Linked DNA regions of Homo sapiens: region 1 is linked to region 2. Evidence: read pairs that join two places in POLR2A ChIA-PET (ENCODE). Cell type or tissue: Caco-2. All regions are shown on one strand.

Region 1 (8,000 bases), 120 kb before region 2:
GTGACCTGTGATCATGCCACTGCACTCCAGCCTGGGTGAAAGAAAAAGACATTGTTGCTAAAAAAAAAAAAAAAAAAAAAAAAAAAAGAAAAAAAAAGAAATAGAAAAGGAAATGAAAATCATTGCCACATCATTTGAAGCTTACAAGTTGGAATGCTATATTAGTATTTCTTTTCTTTTTTCTTTTTTTTTTTTTTTGAGACGGAGTCTCGCTCTATCGCCCAGGCTGGAGTGCAGTGGCTCCAGGCTGACTGCAACCTCCACCTCCAGGGTTCAAGTGATTCTCCTGCCTCAGCCTCTCAAGTAGCTAGGATTACAGGCATGCACCACCACATCCTGCTGATTTTTGTATTTTTAGTAGAGATGGGGTTTCACCATGTTGGCCAGGCTGGTCTTGAACTCCCGAACTCAAGTGATCTGTCCGGCTTGGCCTCCTAAAGTGCTTGGATTACAGGCGTGAGCCACTGTGTCCTGCTATAGGTGTATTTCTACACTTACTTTTTTTTTTTTTTTTTTTTTTGAGATAGAGTTTCGCTCTTGTTGCCCAGGCTGGAGTGCAATGGCGTGATCTCCAGCTCACTGCAACCTCTGCCTCCTGGGTTCAAGCGATTCTCCTGCCTCAGCCTCCCGAGTAGCTGGGATTACAGGCATACACCACCACACTCAGCTAATCTTGTATTTTTAGTAGAAACAAGATTTTTCCTTTTTGGTCAGGCTGGTCTCGAACTCCCAACCTCAGGTGATCCGCCCCCCTCAGCCTCCCAAAGTGCTGGGATTACAGGCGTGAGCCACCTCCCCCAGCCTTCTACACTCATTTCGTTAAGTACTCACTTGGCTGAGCATAGTATTTCTACGCTCGCTCACTTTAAATACTCATCCCAACTCGGGGTTTCACTATGTTGGCCAGGCTGGTCTCGAACTCCTGACCTCAAGTGATCTGCCTGCCTTGGCCTCCTAAAGTGCTGAGATTACAGATATGAGCCACTGTGCCCAGCCCTCACCTTGGCCACTCTTAAAAATTTTCTACTATTTATATTTGTCATGGTTTTATCCTTCGTTTTCTTTTTCTTTTTTTTCTTTTTTTTTTTTTTGAGACAGAATGTTGCCCTGTTGCCTAGGCTGGAGTGCAGTGCCACGATCTTGGCTCACTGCAACCTCCGTCTCCCGGGTTCAAGCAATTCTCATACCTCAGCTTCCTGAGTAGATGGAACTACAGGTGCCTACCACCACACCCAGCTAATTGTTTTTTTTTGTTTGTTTGTTTGTTTGTTTGTTTTTTTGAGATGGAGTCTTGCTCTGTCGCCCAGGCTGGAGTGCAGTGGCGCGATCTTGGCTCACTGCAACCTCTGCCTCCCAGGTTCAAGCGATTCTCCTGCCTCAGCCTCCTGAGTAGCTGGGATTACAGGTGCACGCCACCATGCCCAGCTAATTTTTGTATTTTTAGTAGAGAAGGTGTTTTACCATGTTAGTCAGGCTGGTCTTGAACTCCTGACCTCGTGATCTGCCCGCCTCGGCCTCCCAAAGTGCTGGGATTACAGGGGTGAGCCACCGTGCCTGGCCTATTTTTGTATTTTTTCTTTTGTAGAGACGGGGTCTTCCCATGTTGCCCAGTCTGGTCTCAAACTCCTGGGTTCAAGTGATCCCCCCACCTCGGCCTCCCAAAGTGCTGGGATTACAGGCATGAGCCACTGCACCTGGCCTATTTTTGTATTTTTTTTGTAGAGATGGGGACTTCCCATGTTTCCCAGGTTGGTCTGAAACTCCTGGGTTCAAGTGATCCCCCCACCTTGGCCTCCCAAAGTGCTGGGATTACAGGTATGAGCCATCATGCCCAGTTCATCCTTCTTTTTTTTTTTTTTTTAAAGACAGGGTCTCACTATGTTGCCCAGGTTGGAATGCAGTGGTGTGATCATAGCTCACTGCTTGAATTCTTGGGCTCAAGCAATCCTCCAGCCTCAGCCTCCTGAGTAGCTGGGACTACAGTTTCTTGCTACCATACCCAGGTAATTTAAAAAATTTTTTGTACCGGGCATGGTGGCTCACATCTGTAATCCCAGCACTTTGGGACACCGAGGCGAGTGGATCTCGAGGTCAGGAGTTCAAGACCAGCCTGGCTAAGATGGTGAAACCCTGTCCCTACTAGAAATACAAAAAAATTAGCTGGGCTTGGTGGTGGGTGCCTGTAATCCCTGCTACTTGGGAGGCTGAGGCAGAGAATTGCTTGAACCCAGGAGGTGGAGGTTGCAGTGAGCCAAGATTGTGCCACTGCACTCCAGCCTGGGCGACAGAGTGAGACTTAGTCTCAAAAAAAAAAAATTTTTTTTTTAGAGATGGGATCTTGTTATGTTGCTCAGGCTGGTCTTTAACTCCTGGTCTCAGGTGATCCTCCTGCCTTCGCCTCCCAAACTGCAGGGATTACAGACATGAGCCACTGTGCTCAGCCTGGATATTTGTATTCTAGGACAGTTACTACACCCATTTCACCATAGCATTACCATGCTTTGCATCCCAAAGTTATTAGTGCATTGATTCTACAATCATACTCTGATGTCATATTTGCCTCTTTAGACTATTAGGTCCCTTATTTTCTCCCAATAGTACTTTTTGGGTATTTGTATTTTGTCATCTTATGTGTATTTTTTTTTTTTACAGGACCCCTGAGAACTAATGTGTATTTTTTATTTTTATTTTATTTTTTTGAGGCAGGGTCTCACTGTCACCAAGTGCATGCTATCACATCTGGCTAATTTTTGTATTTTTTATAGAAATGGGGTTTTTCCACGTTGCCAAGGCTGGTCACAAACTAAATATGTATTTTTTTTCTTTTTTTTTTGAGACGGAGTCTTGCTCTGTCACCCCGGCTGGAGTGCAGTGCAGTGGCACGATCTCGGCTCACTGCAACCTCTGCCTCCCAGGTTTGAGCGATTCTCCTGCCTCAGCCTCCTGAGTAGCTGGGATTATAGGCATGCACCACCATGCCCGGCTAATTTTGTATTTTTAGTAGAGATGGGGTTTCTCCATGTTGGTCAGGCTGGTCTCGAACTCCCGAACTCAGGTGATCTGCCCGCCTCGGCCTCCCAAAGTGCTGGGATTACAGGCGTGAGCCACTGCTCCCGGCCCTTAATGTGTGGTTTTATTTATTTATTTATTTATTTATTTATTTATTTATTTATTTTTTGGGATGGAGTCTCGCTCTGTCGCCCAGGCTGGAGTGCAGTGGCGCAATCTCGGCTCACTGCAAGCTCTGCCTCCTGGTTTCACGCCATTCTCCTGCCTCAGCCTCCCGAGCAGCTGGGACTACAGGCGTCCACTACCACGCCCGGCTAATTTTTCTGTATTTTTGGTAGAGACGGGGTTTCACCGTGTTAGTCAGGATGGTCTCGATCTCCTGACCTCGTGATCCGCCCGCCTCGGCCTCCCAAAGTGCTGGGATTACAGGCGTGAGCCACCACGCCCGGCCGGTTTTAAAAAGTAAATGAGCCAGGCATAGTGGCCTATGCCTGTAGCCCCCAGGTACTCAGGAGGTTGAGGTGGGAGGATTGCTTGAGTCCCCGAGATTGAGGTTGCAGTGAGCAGAGACGGCGCTCCCTGGGTGAGAGGGAGACTCTGTCAAAAAAATAAAAAGTGGCGGGGCGCGGTGGCTCACGCCTGTAATCCCAACACTTTGGGAGGCCAAGGAGGGCGGATTACGAGGTCAGGAGATCGAGACCATCCTGGCTAACATGGTGAAACCCCGTCGCTACTAAAAATATAAAAAATTAGCCAGGCGTGGTGGCAGGCTCCTGTAGTCCCAGCTACTCGGGAGGCTGAGGCAGGAGAATGGCGTGAACCTGGGAGGTGGAGCTTACAGTGAGAGGAGATCGCGCCAGTGCACTCCATCCTGGGCGACAGGCGAGACTCTGTCTCAAAAAAAAAAGTAAATGGTTTTGTGTAATTACTCATGTAAATCAGTTTTAAATATTAAATGCCATATAAGCTTTTTAAAATTTGCTTTTAAAATTTTTCTATAATAGCTTTTTTGAGATATAGTTGATATACCATAAAATCGACCTTTTAAAATTGTACATTAAGTGTTTTTAGTATAGTCACATTGTTGTGTAAACATCACCACTATCTAATTCCAGAACATGTGATCATCCCAAGAAGAAACCCAGTACCCATTAGCAATCATTCCCCATTTTTCCTTCCTTCAGTCTGACAACCACTAATATACTTACTCTATGGATTTATCTATCCAGGATATTTCATTTAAATGAGCCATCCATGTAGTTTAATGGAACAAGGCTTTAAGAAGTTACTTGTAATCTGAGATTCTGTTCCATTACATCCTTTGCACTGGTTTTCATGTTACTTGAGTAGATCACTTTTCTAATCTGCAGAGAGACTTTTCCTGTTTGGTATTGGTGCAATAAATAAATCTGCTGACGTGTGTATGTTTCCTTGTTCTTGACCTTTGCTCTTCACATGTCTTAATAGTGTGTTCATGGTGTTGTGTAACCTGTTTTCTGGGCTCAGGTATCTGTTTGCAGCTAAGTAACTTTTATTCTTAGTTGGGCATTTTTACTTCTACTTAAAATAACAATAAAAAAACAGTTAATTCTGTTTCTAATTACTCCTAGTTTGTTTTAAGGTTCCTAGAAACCACATTTTTTTTTTTTTTTTTTTTTTTTTTTTTTTTGAGGCAGAGTCTTGCTCTGTGGCCCAGGCTGTGGTGCAGTGGCTCGATCTCGGCTCAGTGCAACCTCTGCCTCCTGGGTTCAAGTGATTCCCCTGCCTCAGCCTCCTGGGTAGCTGGGATTACAGGTGTGCACCACCACACCCAGCTAATTTTTGTATTTTTAGTAGAGATGGGGTTTTGCCACGTTGGCCAGGCTGATCTTGAACTCCTGACCTCAGGTGATCCACCCGCCTCAGCCTCCCAAAGTCCTGGGATTACAGGTGTGAGCCATTGTGCCTGGCTGAAACCACAATTTTAAAGAAATATATATATTATTATCTTCCAAAGCAGAGTTTGTGTCTTCTTAGATTATCTCTCTTGGGACAAATTTTACAACAGCAAATTGGTACCATCCTTATGCAAAAAATCCTTTTTCTGTCAAGGCTTTTCACCATTCTTTAGCTCTCACCTACCAACAATCATCTTCAGTGAGGACTTTGCCACTTGATTCACAGTCTGTATCAGTGCCCTCCAGTCTTCCAGGTGATTACACTGCCTGTCAATGTGGACAGTGTACCCTCTAGCCTGGCTTCCAGTATCTGTCACCTCCATTTTTCTTTATCGTCCATGCCAGAGCCAGGCCTTGGAGTTTGCCACCACCCAACCCTGAACTTCTCTTGAATTCTTGAACCCCCTATATTCTCTTCCACTTTGCTGGCACAATTCTGGCACTCCTTTCACCTCTCTCACCCTTTTCTGTTTTTGGCTTAGAGACTTTTTCTACCCTATTTTCCCAATTCTGTTCTGTTGAGAAGCCTGCCTTTGATCACCGCTCCATCTCTGTATACTACCTTTCTTTACCTTTGTCCACTCAACTTGAACTTCTGATCAGATCCCTACAGCCCTCTCACTAGTACTCTCAAAATCCTGTTCCCCTTGTCCTTTTTCATTTCTATTCTGGATGTTCCTAATCTCTAGTCACTCCATGTTGAGCACTGCTGGTGGAGGGTGGAAGGTTGGAAATCAGCACAGATTGGCACTGCTGTGAATGTTTGAGTTTCAATTCCAACTGAGTCCTTGGCTTTTTTTGGCAGTCTTTTAACTTGATTCATTCCCCATAGTAGCTATTGTAATGCTTGCTCTGCTCCTCAAAAATTCTCTATACCCTTTCACTTTTGGAGTCAGATTCCCACCACCTCCACAAATTTTCTGGCCATCTTTCCTCCTAATCTTAGACAAGAGACATAGGCTGTCAGTCCAAGCTCCTCTTGGGACTTTGTCCCTTTTGGTTAATTCCTTTCTTCCCTATTACTTCTTCCATCCCACTATCTCCTTCTCTTTAGTTTATCATCATACTCAAGCCTCACCCTTTTTGAGAAGGAAATTTCACTTCCAGGCCTGGGGTGGCTCACGCCTGTAATCCCAGCACTTTTGGAGGCTGAGGCAGGCGAATCACTTGAGGTCAGGAGTTGGAGACCAGCCTGGCCAATACGGTGAAGCCCAGTCTCTACTAAAAATATAAAAATTAGTCAGGCATGGCAGTGCCTGCCTGTAATCCCAGCTACTCGAGAGGCTGAGGCAGAAGGATCGCTTGAACCTGGGAGGAGAAGCTTTCAGTGAGCTGAGATCGAGCCATTGCACTCTAGCCTGGGCGACAGAGCAAGACTCTGTCTCAAAAAAAAAAAAAAAAAAAACTCACTTCCCTTATCCCATTTCCAACATTTTTTTAAACGATTTTAGTTTTTTACCATTTGAAATTTTTTGAAATAGGAATCTCTCCTCACTGCCTCACCTATTAACCTCTTATCCCATTTACTGTCACCCTGGCTGGAGTGCAGTGGTGCGATCTCGGTTCATTACAATCTCTACCTCCGAGGCTCAAGCAATCGTCCCACCTCAGCCTCCTGAGTAGCTGGTACTGCAGGTGTGCACCACCATGCAGGAGTACAGTGGCACAATCTCCACTCACTGCAACCTCCACTTCTTGGGTTCAAGTAATTCTCCTGCCTCAGCCTCCTGAGTAGCTGGGATTACAGGGGCCCATGACCACACCCGGTTAATTTCTGTATTTTTAGTAGAGTTGGGGTTTCACCATGTTGGCCAGGCTGGTCTCAAACTTCTGACCTCAGATGATCCACCCACCTCAGCTTCCCAAAGTGTGTAACTCTTTGTAGTAAAGTTGCTGTAGGATTATCTACTCAGAGTTGGTGTTTAACAGTATTGGAGTTTAATGTATATTGGTGTTTAATGTTGACTACTAAATTCAAACTCTTTTTTTTCAGACCCTATCAGATTTGGATATGTCCTTCATATTTGATTGGATTTACAGTGGTTTCAGCAGTGTGCTACAGTTTTTAGGTAATGTTGGTCCTTTGTTCTCTACAGTTATCCCCTTTGGTCTTATTTATTTAATAGTGCTTATCTGTGTCAAGTCTCTTTATAGATAAGCCAGTAGTAAAGAATAGTTAAGAATATGGGCTTTGAAATCATACATAGATGTTCAATTACTCATTGTATCCCTTTTAAATTAAGTAATCTTTGGCAAATTACTTTTTTCACCTTAGCCTGAGTTTTCTTATCTGTAAAATGGCAGTAATAATTCCTACCTCTTAAGGTGTTGGGAATATTACTAACAGAACTATCTACCATTTATTAGCTAGTTTACCTATATGCTTTAATGCTTTATGTCATTTAATCCTTACAGGATTATTATTAAAATGCATGTTCCATAAAGTAGCTTGTACACCATAAATAGCAGTTTTTAATAAGCCAAATGAGACTTCTTTACCCAGCAGTTCTTTTTTTTTTTTTTTTTAATTTTATAGAGACGGAGTCTTGCTATGTTGCCCAGGCTGGTGTTTTGTTTGTTTGTTTGTTTCTGAGATGGAGTCTCGCTCTGTCGCCCAGGCTGGAGTGCAGTGGCGTGATCTCAGCTCACTGCAAACTCCACCTCCCAGGTTCAAGCGATTCTCCTGCCTCAACCTCCCGAGTAGCTGGTACTACAGGTGTGTGCCACCACACCAGCTAATTTTTGTATTTTTTGTAAAGATGGGGCTTTGCCATGTTGGCCAGGCTGGTCTTAAACTCCTGAGCTCGAGTGATCTGCCCACCTCAGCCTCCCAAAGTGCTAGGATTACAGGCATGAACCACTGTGCCCAGCCTTGCTACAGTTTTTTCTTTTTCTTTTTTTTTTTTTTTGAGACAGAGTCTCACTCTGTTGCCCAGGTTGGAGCGCAGTGGTGCGATCTCAGCTCACTGCAACCTTCGCCTCCTGGTTCAAGCAATTCTCCTGCCTCAGCCTCCCGAGTATCTGGGATTACAGGCATATACTATCATGCCTGGC
Region 2 (8,000 bases):
TGGTCCCTGGACAGGGCCAGTGGCTCATGCCTATAATCCTAACACTTCGGGAGGCTAAGGGAGGAGGATTGCTTGAGTCTAGGTGTTTGAGACCAGCGTGGGCAACATAGTGAGACCTTGTCTCTTAAAAAATACAAAAATTAGCTGGGCATGGTGGCACTTGCTTGTAGTCCTAGATACTCTGGAGGCTGAGGTGGGAGGATTGCTTAAGCCTGGGAGATTGAGGCTGCAGTGAGCTGTGATCACACCACTGCCCTCCAGCCTGTGTGACAGAGCAAGAGCCCTATCTCAAAAAAAAAAAAAAAAGATTCCAAGGTGGATGACAAAATTGGACAGTGTGCCTGGATTGGTGATCACAGCATTGTTGGGGATAATGATAAAATGAAAAAGGACCCTCTATGGCTACTGGGAGTGTCAGCCCCTTATTTCACCCACACATGACATAGCAATGGGCACGTGGCCAGCACTCAGTGGATATTTACTGAACTCATATCTATCGATCTTTTCAATAGACATTGAGAAAAAATGTCCACATCTGTACAACATCTGCAAAGATGGAGGTAGATGATTGATAATTCATCATGGACAGAGGACAACTAAATGATAGATTGAGTTTAACGTTTAGTTTGTTAGACAGATGGCTAAGGGGTGATGCTGTTATCAGAGTAAAAGATCAAAGCCACTGAGGAATGATAGATTGATAAATAACTTATTGAAGCTTGATAAAGGGGTAGGAAGAGAAATAAATTGTGGTCAATAGATCCATGGTCAGGTTCAAATAAATAGGTAGATAGGTAAACAGAAATGTAGCGATAGAGCAAGAGAGACAGACAAGAGGGTGAGAGAGATACTGCGGTAGACACAATAATGCCCATCCCTAAAGATGTCTGCGCTGCACTCCCCAGAGCCTGTGAATACGTTCCCCGACATGGCAGAAGGCACTTTGCAGATATGATTAAATTAAGGGCCTTGAGAGGGAGGGATTATCCTGGATTGTCTAGTGGGCCCCGTCTAATCGCATGTCCTATCACTGACCTCTCTTTCACTGTGCTGCAGCCTCCCCTGTGCTCTTTTCAGTTCTTGATCATGCCAAGCTCGTTCCTGCCTCAGGGCCTTTGTACTCGCTGTTGTCTTTGTCTGCTCCTTTTCGTCACTCAAATCTCACTCAGTTCGCCTCCTTGCTTCTAGATTTTTGTCCTGAAACCTTGAGTACACTCTGTTCCTGGGGACTGGGTTGGGGTAATGGGATGTCCAAGCTCCTTGCCTATGCTGGCTGGCACTGTCCCCAGCCCCAAGTCCTGCCCAAGGTTGTGGAATGGAGCAGTGTGCATGAGTCATCAAGCCACAGACACAGTCCCCTTGTTGGAGGGACCTGAGCAATTACGTTGTGGCTAACTCCAAGGGCTAATGGCTCAATTGAAAGGGAAGGTTAGGAATTTCCCCAAGTTCCTCAGACTCATATGGCACCAAGAGGGAACTGGAGAGTGGCGGAGCTGGGAATGGTCTGTGTGGAAGATGCTGTGACCTCTCTGAGCACTGTCATGTCCCTAGCCTGAGCTGAGCCAGGCTGTGAAGAAGTAGATGGCACATCCCAGTCTCACAGGGGCCCATCACCCTTCGAGCATTCCTTTATTTACCCCACATCTAAGGAGCCCCTATTCTGTACCAGGCATCATGCTGCCCTAGCACAGGTTAGGCCTGCCCTGAAGGAGCCTTCAGTCTAGCCAGGGAGATAGGCTGGCCAGCAAAACTTACAGGTCTGCTGAATAAGTGTCCAGAACTGGGGACACACAGAGGGGGAGCCCGAGCAGGTGATGGGGCTCGAAGGCAGTGAGAGACCAGCTGGAGGGATGAGAGAAGGGCACACTGGGCAGCAGGAGCAGCCTGGCTGGGTCAGGTTCCTGGGCTGCTGTAACAAAGTGCCACAGGCAGGGTGGCTTACAGCAGCAGACACTTATTCCCGCTGTTCCGGAAAATAGACATCCCAAATTGAGGTGCTGCTAAAGCCATGCTCCCTCCAAGGCCTTTAGTGGGGGATCCTGCCTTGCCTCTTCCAGCTTCTGGCAGCCCCCGGCATTCCTTGCCTTTCGGATGCATAACTCTGGTCTCTGCCTTCATTTTCACCTGGCTGTCTTCCCTATAGTGTCTTGCTCTGTGGTCCAGGCTCAACTCCGCTGGCATGACCATGGCTTACTGCAGCTTCGACCTTCTGGGCTCAAGTTGATCCTCCTGCCTCAGTCTCCCAAAGAGCTGGGACTACAGGCACAGGCCACCATGCCCAGCTAATTTTTAAAAATTTTTTTGTGGAGACCGGGTCTGGCTATATTGCCCAGGCTGGTGATGAACTCCTGGGCTCAAGCAATCCTCGTGCCTCAGCCTCCCAAAGTGCTGGGATTATAGGTGTGAGCCACTGCACTTGGCCCTGTTTTTAAAAAAGTAAAAATAAAAATAAAAATGTTTTATTGCTGCATAATAGTTGTACCTATTTTGGGGGTACGGGTTATATTTGGACACATGTATACAATGTATAAAACCAAATCAAGATAGTTGGGATACCCATCACCTCAACAACTTTCCCTCTTCTAAGGACACCAGCCATACCAGAGTGGGGCCCACTCTAATGACCTTATTTTAACACTATTAAATCTGCAAAGACCCTGTTTCCAAATACAGTCACCTTTACAGGTACAGGAGGTTAGGATTTCAATGTATATTTTTGTTTTGTTTTGTTTTTGGTTTTTTTTTTGAGACGGAGTTTTGCTCTTGTTGCCCAGGCTGGAGCACAATGGCACGATCTCGGCTCATCGCAACCTCTGCCTCCTGGGTTCAAGCGATTCTCCTGCCTCAGCCACCCGATGAGCTGGGATTACAGGCATGCGCCAGCACGCCCAGCTAATTTTGTATTTTTAGTAGAGACGGGGTTTCTCCATGTTGGTCAGGCTGGTTTCGAACTCCCAACCTCAGGTGATCCACCTGCCTTGGCCTCCCAAAGTGCTGGGATTATAGGCGTGAGTCACCGTGCCCAGCCCAATGTATATCTTTGTTGTGCATGGCATGGAGACACAATTCAACCATAAGCATGGGCAAAGGCTTGGAAGGGTATGGAGCTCAGGGCAGAGCTCTCCACCGTTTGCCACCTCATTACCCACAGCCTTTTTACACATTTCCCCTGGTGACTCACCAGTCCTTACACCTGCCCGGCATGCTCGCACCTCCAGACTCTTGCTCCCATAGCCCCCGTGTCTGTCTCAACTGCTTTCTTTCTCAATTACCAGGCCCACCTCTTCAGGGAGCTCTCTCTGACTTGGAAGTGCCAGTCCCTTCCTCTGTTTTTTTTTTCTTTTTTCTTTTTTGAGACAGGGTCTCTTTCTGTTACTCAGGCTGGAGTGCACTGGAGTGATCATGGCTCATTCCAGCCTCAACCTCCTGGGCGCAAGCAATCCTCCCGCCTCAGCCTCCCAAAGTGTTAAGATTACAGGTGCAAGCCACCACACCAGGCCTCTTTCTCTGATTTCTGAGACTTTCACAGTCTGAGGGTTCATTTAGTCTACAGTGCCCAGGTAGGCATCTTTTTACCTGCCCCCTTCAGCTTCCTCCCTTCTCCATGCCAAGCCCAGGATCAGGGAACAAGAGACCTTGAGTCCAGCCGGATGCCATGGCTCACGACTGTAATCCCAGCACCTTGGGAAGCTGAAGTGGGTGGATTGCTTGAGCTCAGTTCAAGCCCAAGAGACCTTGAGTCCAGCCTCTCAGCCATTTCCAAATTTCCTCTGCACCCTCCCTGCCCAAGTTTCTCACCTGTGCTTGGATGTCCCCATGACCAGGGCATCTGGGCCACACTGTGTCTCCCAGGAGCTCCCTCCCACTGCTTGGAGCCCCATGGAGTCCACTTGGCTTCCCAGTAACCATGGCTGCAGTGGAGCATGACCCACACCTGAGGCCATCTGAGGGACTTGCAAATGGCTCCCTAGCCCAGGGGTCTCTTTTACCCACCTGCCACATGCCAGAAATTCCACCATTAGCAAGTCTGACAGCATCCACCCCTGATAAGGACAGACGCCCCAAGGAGAGACTCTGCCGCGAGTCGCTGGGCCAGTACTTGCTGCCAAGAGCCTGACAGCCTGTTGCTTGGTGACATCTCACTCAAGTCCTTCAGGAAACTTGCACCCCAAAGGCAGGAGGGGGCTGAAGGAGATGGGGCTCCTCTGCAGAGCTTTGTCCAGAGGCAGCAGGCTGAGAGGTGGGGGGGGGAATCTAAGGCAGCCCAATGACCCCACCCTGCCCAGGGGAGAGGCTCTCAGGCCCCACAAGCTCAGCCTCTTCCTGTCTCCCCACACCCCCTTTATTCCTGCACCTCCCTGGCTGGAGAACCGCCCCCTGCACACACTCCCAGCGGCTGGGCAGTTAGTGACCTTTGGACTGGGAAAGCACTGGAGCCTCCTGGGCCCCACACCCTGGCTGGCATTCACCGGGAGCAGGGAGAGTCCCAGAACTGTCACTCTCAGGCAGGCCCAGTCCCTGGTGTCCTCAAGTAGCCAGTCCTGTTCTCCCCTTTCTTCCATGGGGAGGAGCTGGGCACAGGGAAGAGGGCTGGGCCAGTCCTGGCCGGAGGCACTGTGCTGCCACTTGCCCTCAGCCCCACAGGTGCCCCTGGAGTCTGTGCAGAGGCCCGGGGCAGAAGCCCTGGGGGTGCTCCTACTTTCCTGCCAGAGGGGCTGGAGGATAGGATGAGGAAGTGTGCTCAGTGCAAGACCCCGAGAGTCCCAACAAGACTCATTTAGGAGGGTGAGCTAGCCCTGTCTAATAAGGAACTATTTCAGGTTTGCAGTAATCAAGTCTAGCTTGAGGCTGTCCCAAATAGTCAGATAATGGAAGCCAAATGTCTGCAACCATGATTTGGCTCCTGGGCCTAGCTGTTCAGTGCAGACCCAGTGAGGGGCCTCAGCCCTGCACCCAGCTTCCAGGCCCCCACCTCTACCTCAAGATATCAGTGCAGGCCCAGTCCTAGTAGGTCCTCTGGCTAATGAAGCCTCCTGGAGCCCATAGCCCTACCAATTCCAGTTAGAGCCCACATAGCAGACAGAACAAGATGCTTTTTTTTTTTTTTTAAATGGAGTTTCCCTCTGTTTCCCAGGCTGGAGTGCCATGGTGCGATCTCGGCTCACTGCAACCTCCGCCTCCTGGGTTCAGGTGATTCTCCTGCCTCAGCCTCCCAAGTAGCTGGGATTACAGGTGCCTGCCACCACACCTGGCTAATTTTTTTTTTTTTTAGTAGAGACGAGGTTTCACTGTGTTGGCCAGGGTGGTTTCGAACTCCTGACCTCAAGTGATCCACCTGCCTCAGCCTCCCAAAGTGCTGGGATTACAGGCGTGAGCCACCGTGCCCAGCACAAGATGCTTTTCTTTTCTTTTCTTTTTCTTTTTTTCTTTTTTTAAGACTATGTCTCGCACTGTCACCCAGGCTGGAATGCAGTGGCACGATCTCGGCTCACTGCAACCTCTGCCTCCCAAGTTCAAGCGATTCTCCTGCCTCAGCCCCCAAAGTAGCTGGGATTACAAGCACATGCCACCACACCCGGCTAGTTTTTTGTATTTTTAGTAGAAAAGGGGTTTCACTCTGTTGGCCAGGCTTGTCTCACTCCTGACCTCGTGATCCGCCCGCCTCGGCTTCCCAAAGTGCTGCTGGGATTTCAGGCGTGAGCCACCGTGCCCAGCCTACAAGATGCTTTTTAAATTAAGGGCTTCATGAAGAATTTCGTGGTTCCCCAGAAAGTGTAAGGAATGTTTAGGGTTTGGCTAAGCCTGGCTTTGAACCTGATGCTAATAGGGGAGAAGGCATCTTTAGACCTGACCTGAATCCAAGTCAGGGGTCCAGTCAGTTGCCTGGCACAGCTGGGTTGGTCTCTTTTCTCAGAGACATCTATCGGCTGTGTTACTGAGGACAGCAAGTTGAGGGTTGCCCCCACCCCAGGAGCACAGCCCATCACTGGCCCTATTGGCCCTTCATAGGCGTGGTCCTCTGCTAAGGATGGTTAAATTCTGCCAAGCTCCCATCGTCCCCCCCGTCAAAGGGGAAGAGGGACATTATGCATGGTGCAGCATGGGGCTTGTGGTCCTCTGTCTGAACCTTGAGCATGGCACCCATGCTGGGTTGGGGAGGTACATACAGAGACACCCAGGGGCATCCTTGGAGAAGGGCTGTCTTTGCTCGGAAAGTAAATGCTCATTTCTGCTCTGTAGCAAAATCCTGCTATGTATCCAATTTCCTCCTCAAGCCCTCGACAGATTTTCCAAATGGTCTCGAGGGGTTCAGCATTCAGACTGTAGGTAGTCTGGGCTTTGCTGGGCTTAGGGACTGTGTCCTCATGATCCCTGGTCTGGGAACATGGTCTCCAAGCCTAGCAAACCCCAGACTTCTTAGTATTCTCTGGATGTCCCTATGCAGCACCAGGAAGAAAGAACAATTTCTCCCCCGACCCTACTCTAGACTTCTCTGCCAGTCTCATCCCTCCCTTGCTACCTGTGGGCTTCCTGAGCCCTCAACCCTCAAAGCCACAGTCTAACACAGTTAGAGTTAATGCCAACTGCACCTCATGGTAGCTGTGTGACCTTGGGCAAGGTACTTATCCTCTCTGGGCTCCATTTGCCTTCCCCATAAAATGAAAATGATGATAATCCTTAACTGAAAGAGTCATTGTGAGGATCAGATGAGATCATTGAAAGGCTGGCACGTCGTCAGTGCTTAATAAACAACAGGTGGTATGGTTATCATTGTCATCTGTGGATAACTGTCTTTAACCTGGACCTCCTTTTCTGCCCCTCTCCTCCATCTCCCTAAATCCAGACTTGTCACCTTCCTAAAGCCCCTGTGGCCAGAACTGGGGTGGCTGGTCAGGTCCTTCTCCCAGGCAGGCAGGAGGCAGGGAAGTGTGTCTGAGCAGCCTGCATCCCTGGTAGAAAAGATAAAACGGGTCTTCGGAAGCCGGGGTGCTCCCACTTTGGTCATCATTCATACTCCTAATTTAAGAGGATTTCAAGAATCAGCATTTCTGTGGTAGAAGCCAAAGCCAAAATACAGAGAGCGCGAGAGAGTCATTGAAGGCCACAAAGCAAGTCCAGGCCAGAGCAGGGTGAGAGTCTTGGTCAACCTAACATCCAGCGCTCCTCCCCATCTGACTCAACAGCTCTCATTTCTCTAGAAGCCTCATTCTGAAGCTTTCCTGTTCAGAGAAAGCAGCAAACAAAGCGCAGAGCCAGCCCCCTGGGCCTGGAGCCCTGAGCTCCCTGGGCAGACCCACAGGCTGACAGAGACGTTACCGGAGTTGATGATTCAACTTCCTGCCTTTTGAGAGCTCCCAGACCACAGAGGTTTTCCTGCATGGAGGAGGGGGCATCTCCTTGCAGAGGGCCAGCCCCAATGGGACAAGGCCCTACCACAAACCACAAGGACAAGGCAATGCCTGGAGGGGGCCCTGGGGGCCACACCTGAACCCTGGCCAGCTGGCTCCTGAAGCCTGGCCCTCTCTGGGTTAATGATTACTACCTAGGGTGACCAACTGTTCTGTCCTGGTTTGCCTGGGACTGTACTGGTTTTAGCACCAAAAAATCTAAAGCCTAGGAAACCCCCATTCCTGAGCAAACCAAACAGTTCGCCATTCATACCACCCGTATGGTAGGACAGGACTTACAGCCTCAGTGATTATGGGGAATCTGAGCCCCAGGATGGCACATTCTACAACAGAGAATTGGCCAACTGTGGCCTGAAGGCCAATTCTGGCCCACTACCCATTTTTGTATAGCCCATGAGCTAAGAATAGTTCTTACTTTTTTTTTTTTGAGACGGAGTCTCACTCTATTGCCCAGGTTGGAATGCAGTGGCACAATCTCGGCTCACTGCAGCCTCCGCCTCCCGGGTTCAAGCGATTCTTCTGCCTCAGCCTCCCGAGTAGCTGGGATTACAGGCATGGACCAAAATGCCTGGCTAATTTTTGTATTTTTAG

The links. ChIA-PET counts read pairs that join two places held together with the same protein. Peaks named below come from ENCODE experiments on the same cell type or tissue, not always from the same donor. Only the 100,000 strongest peaks of a DNase experiment are listed, where the experiment ranks them.
Region 1: POLR2A ChIA-PET joins it to region 2 with 13 read pairs; 2 of 35 experiments call an interaction of 5 or more read pairs at or near these places.

Annotation. Positions count from the first base shown.
Region 1 is chr5:134,622,977-134,630,976 of GRCh38, reverse strand. It overlaps SAR1B (secretion associated Ras related GTPase 1B), which reads left to right. Exons shown (of 7, transcript NM_016103.4): 2 at 6,940-7,015. The coding sequence starts at 6,958. Among named protein-coding and RNA genes, the nearest start is that of SAR1B, 5.9 kb to the left of the region's middle. RefSeq lists a cis regulatory region at 4,448-4,461 and an enhancer at 4,383-4,527. In Caco-2, no CTCF peak of the experiment used is centred here; no DNase peak of the experiment used is centred here.
Region 2 is chr5:134,502,828-134,510,827 of GRCh38, reverse strand. It overlaps LINC01843 (long intergenic non-protein coding RNA 1843), which reads right to left and starts at 4,276. Exons shown (of 2, transcript NR_105045.1): 1 at 3,994-4,276; 2 at 1,598-2,422. RefSeq lists enhancers at 1,079-1,752, 4,008-4,662, 7,021-7,360. In Caco-2, no CTCF peak of the experiment used is centred here; DNase peaks (open chromatin) are centred at 1,287, 4,037, 4,467 and 7,407; H3K4me3 peaks cover 1,153 bases.